Linked DNA regions of Homo sapiens: region 2 is linked to region 1. A link is an interaction called in ENCODE POLR2A ChIA-PET data of the cell type or tissue named here. Cell type or tissue: OCI-LY7. All regions are shown on one strand.

Region 1 (4,000 bases):
TCACAATTTTGCTGGACTCTGAAGACAAAAGCCTTGATGGGTAAAAGGGCCTGTATTAGCTTCCTGTGGCTTCCATAACAAATTACTGCAAACTGGGTGGCTTAAAGCAATAGTAATGTATTCCTACAGCAAGAAGTCTAAAGCGCACACAGTGTCAGCAAGGTGGGTCCCTTCTGGAGGCTCTGAAGGACAGCATCTTCCAAGCCTCTTCCCTGGCTTGTGGAGGCTGCCTGCCTGGCCAGCTTTACTGTTCCTCGGGTTGCTGACACCCACTGCAATCTCTGCCTCCTGTGTGTCTCTGAGTGTCAAATCTCCCACTCCTTTATTTTATAAGGACACCAGTCATTGGATTTAGAGCCCACTCTAAATGCAGAATGATCTCATCTCGAGAACCTTATCTTAGTAATATCTGCAAAGACCCTATTTCCAAATAAGGTCATATTCACAGGTATTGGGCATATATTCTTGAGAACCTAAGTCAACCCACTATGGGGTCTTTAGATTTTCAGTTTCCATTTGCCTTTTATTCAAGCTTTACTTGAACTGTTGAGCTTTGGATTTCCACTTGATAGAAATACTGAAATCCTGAGACCTTTTATTAATGAATAATAGCAAAACCTCTGCAAATTCGAGGCAGTTTAAAATCATGTCCTTCGAGAGACTCTGCAGGATCTCCTAGCATCCCAGGAGAATGGGAGGGAACAATAGCAACATGCCTTTGATCTCTTCAGTAGGAAAGTTTCAACAGGAGCCAAGGCCTGTGCTTTAATATTGTTGTGCATTAGTCAGAACATAGATATGTGAGTGTTTACAATCTTGAGACATAAGTGGAAAAGTAACAAGAATGTGGCTCTAAGAGATACTCACCAAAATAACTTGTTTGTTGAAAAATAGGGAAAAATCTAACACAATATTGGTGAATAAAACTTCTAATGAGTGAACCCCATTCATACTCCTTTCCCATGCTTTTAGGGAAACATAAATTATATAGAAATAGTACTACAGATGAACAAATGGAAGTTATGTATGATTTCTAATAATTAAAGAAAGGTTCCGTTATCTTGGGAGATTTGGCATTAAATCTAAATTATTAATATAGGAAGATAACCATATTAAAAGTTAGGGGTTTTTTTCATCATTAATCTCCACCAATTTAAGTTATTTCTCTTCAAGTATCATCATGGCTCAGATCAAGCCTCCAGAGTATTCTGCAGATTTGAGATGGAAACTTCTTCCTTCTAATGACAGGCTTCTCTCTATTTAGGATACCAGAGAACCTTTCATTTCTCTTTTTTTTTTTTTTTTTTTTTTTTTCGAGATGGAGTCTCGCCCTGTCACCCAGGCTGGAGTGCAATGGTGTTATCTCGGCTCACTGCAACCTCCACCTCCCAGATTCAAGTGATTCTCCTGCCTCAGCCTCCTGAGTAGCTGGGATTATAGGCTTGCACCACCACACCTGGCTAATTTTTTTTTGTATCTTTAGTAGACACAGGGTTTCACCATGTTGGCCAGGCTGGTCTTGAACTCCTGACCTCAAATGATCCGCCCGCCTCCACCGCCCAAAGTGCTGGGATTACAGACGCTCATGCCTGGCTGTTTCATTTCCCTTTTTTTATGTTCAGAAAAATCTGAAACACCCAGTGAGCTCGCTCATCCTAATCACATTTCATGACCAGTAATACCACCATGCAATTAACTTAATAAATGGTTTTCATTTAAAAAGTAGAAAGAATAGTTAACAAAATTATAAAAATGAATAAAGGGAAGTCGCCCTACCGGACAATACATCTCACAGCTACAATTCTTACAATATTGTAGCACTATCACATAAAGACCCACATACATGAATGAAATGGAATTACAAACGTTGACTTCAGTAATTTATATAATAAAGGCAACATTTCAAATCAACTAGATAGCCATCAAGAAAAAGGATATTTGCACCCCTACCTCATATCTTAGAGTAAAATTAATACTGAATACAGCAAAGGTAAAGATGTAAAAAAACGAACACATATATATACGTGCATGTGTTCATGCGTGCACACATGCACACACAGAGTGGAAGAAAACATGGGGAAAATTTTATAATTTCAGAGTGAGAGAGGCCTTTTCAAGTATGACAAAAATCCAGAAGACTAAAAGAAAAGAGAAATTTAACTACACAAAAATAACTTTTTTGCATGGAAAAACCATCATAAGCAAAGTCGAAAGGTAGATAATAAATGGGAAAAAATGTTTATAGCTCACATCACAAACAAAAGACTAATTTCCTTTCTCTCTTCCTCTGTCTCTGCACACACATACACACAACCACCTACACACTTTTCTTACAGAGAAAGATCTAAAAACCAATAGAAAAATGGGCAGAGGCTATGGAGACAATTTGCTAAAGAGGAAGCAAACACTGAAAAGATGTTCACCTCGTTCATAGATTTTCATATGTGTAATATGATTTGAAAGTACAATTCAATTACATTTCAAAAAGAAGTTTGTTTTCAAAAACAAACAAAATGCCATGTTTAACTCATCAGATTGGAAAGGCGAAAAGACCTTGAGCATATATCCAGTTTGCTCTTTATAACAATGTGACTGACACTATTCCCACCAAGATGGAGTTCCCTCCCTTTGTGTCCCCTCTCCTTACACCTGGGTGGGCTTGTTAACTCTCCCCACTGGATGGATCGTGGAAGGGATACTATGTGACATCCAAACACGTCTTTTTATAAGGATGCCTCCTTCGATCACTTGCCCCAGGCATCTTTCTTGCCTTCCCCTAGCCCTGGACATGCTTCTAAAGTCTAGACCATAAAAAGGATCTAGCTTCCACCTGGCACTCTTTCTGTCTTCCAGGTACTCTCTGGAGCCCTGGGCTCCCATGTAAGATGTTTGGCTACCCTGACGTCACCAAGTTGAAGAAACCATGTGGAGAGACCACAAAGAAATAGAAATAGAAAGAGATACCTGAGTGGTCCCAGTGATTCCATCACTGAGAGTTTTGGCCTGTGCACCAGAGGTGTAAGTCCTGTACCAGATATGTGAGGAAATCTTCAAAGTTACCCATCTGAAAAGCAACCTCCTCTGAGACCCCAAACCAGAACAGTCCAGCCAAGCCGCCCCTGCATCTGGAAACTGTGAGAGATGAGAAATAACGATTGTTGTTTGAAGTCACTAAGTTTTGGGGTGATTTGTTAGGCACCAATAGGTAACTAATGCACATACCCATATAACTTGCTGCTGGTAGAGTAAAGTGCTACATCCTCCTTGAAGATTAGTGATTTATTAACATCTAATCAAAATAACACATACATAAGCCCTTTCCCCAGACATTCCACTTTTAGAATTTTCTTGGGCTGGGCATGGTGATTCATGCCTGTAATCCCAGCACTTTGGGAGGCCAAGGCGGTTGGATTGCTTGAGGTCAGGAGTTCAAGACCAGCCTGGTCAGCATGGGGAAACCCCATCTCTATAAAAAATTTTTTAAAAAAGAAAGAAAGAATTTTCTCAACAAATATACTCACACAAATGCAAAGTGACATATGTACAGTATTATTTATCACAGCACTATTTCAATAGAGATTATTGGAAACAACCTAAATATGGGCCCGTTTTAGCAAATTTTCATTCCACAGATTATTGTGCCATCTAAAAGAGAATGAAGCTATTCTTTGTATGTTTATATAAAAATAAATCTCCAACTTTAATGCAAAACAACAAAAAAGTAAGGTGCAAGGCAGTGTGTATAGCACAGTCGCAATTGCAAAAGAGAAGAAAGAAAAAAATATTTGTCCATAATTGCATGAATATGCATAGATTATCTTAGCAGTTACACAATGAAATTTCTACATCCATTGCCTGGGGAAGAGAACAGAAGACTAAGAGATCAGAGTGGGAGGGCAGAGTTTCACTGTGTGCTTTTAGTACCTCTTAATTTTATGCCAGGTGAATATATTATCTAATCAGAAATAAATAAATCAGATTTACTTAAAAAATAAATTTC
Region 2 (4,000 bases), 360 kb before region 1:
TTACAGATAATGTGTCTATAAACATTCCTGTACAAGTGTTCTGTTTGATCACCTGTTTTAAATTCTTTTGGGGATATATACCTACAAGTGGAATTGCCTAGTCATATGGTAACTCTGTTTAATCATGGAGGAGCTTCCAGACCCTTTTCCAAAGTGGCTGTACCATTTTATATTCCTGCTAGCAGTGTATGGGTATGTAGATTTCTCTACATCTTTGTTAACACTTGCTATTACCTGTTTTTTATTCTAGTCATCCTAGTGGGGGTGAAGTGGTATCTTGTGGTTTTGATTTGCAGTCTGCTGATAACTAATGATGTTGAGAATCTTCTCATTTGCTTATTGACATTTGCATATTTTCTTTGATGTCTGTTCAGATCCTTTGGCTATTCTTAGATTGGGTTATTTGTCTTTTTTATTATTGAGTTATAAGAGTTTTTATATATCCTGGATACATACCTTTATCAGGTATGTGATTTGTGACTTTTTTTCCCATTTTCTGGGTTGTCTTTTTACTTTCTTGATAACATCTTTTGAAGCACAAAAGCTTTTAATTGTGTTAAGTTCAAATTACCTATTTTTTGTTGTTGGTGTTTTAGTGTCACATCTAAGAATCCTTTGCCAAATCTGAGGTAAAGAAGGTTTATCCCTATGTTTTCTTCAAAGAGTTTTATAGTTTTAGCTGTTGAATTTAGGTCTATGATTCATTTTGAGTTAATTTTTGTATTTGGTATGACGTAAGGTCAACTTTATTGTTTTGCATGTGGTTATAATGGTTGTTCCAGCACCATTTGTTGAAAAGATTGTTCAGTCCCCATTGAATGATCTTGGCACACTTGTCAAAAATCTCAGTATTCTTAATCTGTGTTCTTGCAAAGGAGATGAAATATTTTATCTGAAAAAGCCCTCATATTTCATGCAAAAATGCCTTGCAAATACCTGGTAGTCACCAGGTTTTCTGAGTATATATTAACTTGTCCGGCTTCTAAAATTGCCAGAGCTACTTTTGCAACTGCTTCTAAGTCTTTGCATACTTTAATGCTTAAAAACAAATTTAATAGCAGGTTTTACACTTGGTTTTAGAATGTAATTATGAACACATTGTCAGTATTACCAACTTGATATGTTTCCTTTTTTAAAAAATAAATGCTTCCTTAAAAGAAATACTTCCATTTATTTTACAGAATACAGTTGAATTAAATAATACATTTTTGCATTTAAGCAGAAACACTGGAACCCCTTAAACTCTTAAAGCAAAGGATATGCGTATAGTGTAAAGCGTTATGCATTTTGAGTATTGCTGAAATCAAATTAGGAAGGAGGGATTTGTGATAGTTATACATTGATAATTATAACTTGATTGATAGTAGAAGAAAACACAAAACATTTGAATGCAAATAATTTAGTATATATAGCTATTAAAGATGTTTGCTTCTCAAACACAGTGAAAACAATGCATAGTGTAGAAGCATTCTGTACGTAACAAATACTTTAAGTTCTCACTTTCTTCAAGAGAAATAAGCTGTGGCTGTGTTATATACATGCTAACGGCAGCCATTTAATCTGTGGAAATCCTCTAATGGTGGTTAGAATTCTTATATGATAATTTGGGATATATGGAGAGCACTGTCAAGTGAAAGTGGTAGGTAATGGGAAAAGAGCATCAGGAGTATTGGCCAGTCATGGCCAGGAGTTGGTAAACTAGGTGTAATTTTACCACCATTTGGCACTTTTTCTTATAAACAAATTCTAAATGGTGGTTAAGCTTCCCAGGCCAGTGCTTACAATTGTAGTATGTAGCACCAAACCCAAGCATTCTCTACAGTAATGTACCCAAAGAGGGGGAAGGTTCATTTGTGATATCAGGGATTCATCCCCTGCTAGCCTACCATGACATTGAAAAGTAATCATAACCTTAAAAACTAATAGCTCAGATATTAAAAAAAAAAATTAGATGTCTTTTTCAAAAATCTCCAAGCAAGTGCACAACTCTCCAACATTTGTATGAAACCTACATCACAAGGTGATTTGTCATAACAATAAAAGGAGTTCTTCTTACTGTTATCCTCACTTCAAGTCATGATATATAATAGCTTCTAAAATCCCTGAGCTTGGTAAGGCAACTAGTAATTTGCATGTCTTGTTTTTGTTTCTATTTATGTTAATACCAAAAAGTTTGAAAGTTAATAAAAAATCAGAGCCTGCTTTAGAAAATACAGGCAACTTGGGGTAAAATAAATAATAATTACATGTTGCAACAAAAGATAATCTTGCATTATTATTTATTTTCTTTATCTGTTATTTAAAAAGATTCCCATCTTTTTTTCTGATTCAAAAGGAAAACTCCTGGAACTATTAATATAAGAAACATAACAACAACAATAACTAAATACTGAAGTTAGAAAAATTAATTTGCCTGTGGTCACCTAGCTAGGAGGTAGAGAAGCAAACCTTAAGCAGTGTGGTTCCAGAGCCCACCTTCTTACCTTCTCCCCTCTGCTAGTGGAATACAAACCTCTGCAAATTTCACTTACTCCTTCTTCTTATCTCCCTGACACCAGGCTAAGAACACAGAAATGTTTGCCTGCAGTATGTATAGTTTATAGAACTTTATCTTATGAACTGAACTCTAAGTGGTGGTGAAGTTCCCCTGAGATTCAGCTATAAACATTTCCATTAAAAATGTTTATATTAAATAGAAAAAGCATGTATTACTACTTTCAAGCTTTGGGAATACATTAATTTGCATTTTTGCAATATGCTACTTACCTTAGGCTTGCTACATCCAATATAAAACCACAGAGACTGACTAACTCAACCTAAAACAAGCATCCCTAGCTGTAGGAAAGTTGCTATGTAGGAAAGTTGCCACATGGGGATAAAATTACACCTCTATTTTTTAAATCTTTCTTAAGGATTTACTATCCATGTAAGACATGTTTATATTCTCTAAATGTTCAGTTCTTTGCCCTACTGATTGCTTTAAGACGTAATTTGGTTTCTTGCCACTGCTCTATCTTTAGGCATATTATCTTTTTTTGACTATAGTTCAGTCAGAACATGTTTTCATGTAGTTCCTATAGCTCAGATATGGTACTACAAAATAGAGTGTGAAATTTGGACTAGCAGGACTGCCTTTACCTCTATGGTATCTGATAACATTTGGTATCTAATTCTTTTGCCAGTGGACCATCTAATTTCTGTTATTTTGGTTAGTGAGTTTGAGTGGACCTAATGGTATAATTTGAAAAACAAACAAAACATATTCTCAGTCTTTATCAACCATTATATTTAAAATGGAGAGCTTGCCAGTTTAATAGGTCTTTATGGTTATTTAAAATTTTATATAATTACTGTGACTGCATTGGAGATTAAAGTGGACCAAACTCAATTGTCTCCAAGAGATTATCATCATTGAAGATGGAGTAAGAGTAGGTTATTTAGTAACGTATATGAAACTCCCAAAAATCAGATGCTGTGATAGTCACTTGGGATACAAGATAAAGAGAATTTTCTGATGTCAAATAATCCACACTTTAGTTGGGAGATATAATGTGTGATAAATGCTTTGATGCTAACAAAACAAGAATAACATGTTCTTCATATTGCAGAAACAGAACTTCCTGAGAAGATGAGGCCTGAACTATCTTAGAGCCTCAGTTCCCCTAAATGCAGAATCTGAGGCAGAAGGCATATGTGTTGTTATACTTCACTTCTCTCATTTTATAGGTAGGGAAATTCGGACACAGAAGTTAATTTTTCTAAGTTTACTCAGGAGTGACAGGACTTGGAATAAAATTGTTTCATGGAATTGCTTCAATAAGGGTAAGGATAATGTGAGAAATAATTTCTCATAGCAATTGCTTAAAAGTGCTGCTGGCAATATAAAATGAAACAAAAAAAGGACCAGACCTCTCAATGTCATTTTGGCTGTAAGCTAAGAAACTAGAATTTCTTGTTTTCTATATTATTTAGGTTCATTACATTTATTATTAATTATCTG

Evidence for each region. Peaks named below come from ENCODE experiments on the same cell type or tissue, not always from the same donor. Only the 100,000 strongest peaks of a DNase experiment are listed, where the experiment ranks them.
Region 2: POLR2A ChIA-PET joins it to region 1 with 8 read pairs; 2 of 35 experiments call an interaction of 5 or more read pairs at or near these places.

What each region holds. Positions count from the first base shown.
Region 1 is chr5:78,731,344-78,735,343 of GRCh38, forward strand. All of the region lies in intron 3 of LOC124900191 (a long non-coding RNA gene), which reads right to left. Among named protein-coding and RNA genes, the nearest start is that of LHFPL2, 85 kb to the left of the region's middle. In OCI-LY7, no CTCF peak of the experiment used is centred here; DNase peaks (open chromatin) are centred at 1,225 and 1,608; H3K4me3 peaks cover 850 bases; H3K27ac peaks cover 3,295 bases.
Region 2 is chr5:78,370,614-78,374,613 of GRCh38, forward strand. All of the region lies in intron 1 of SCAMP1 (secretory carrier membrane protein 1), which reads left to right. Among named protein-coding and RNA genes, the nearest start is that of SCAMP1, 12 kb to the left of the region's middle. In OCI-LY7, no CTCF peak of the experiment used is centred here; no DNase peak of the experiment used is centred here.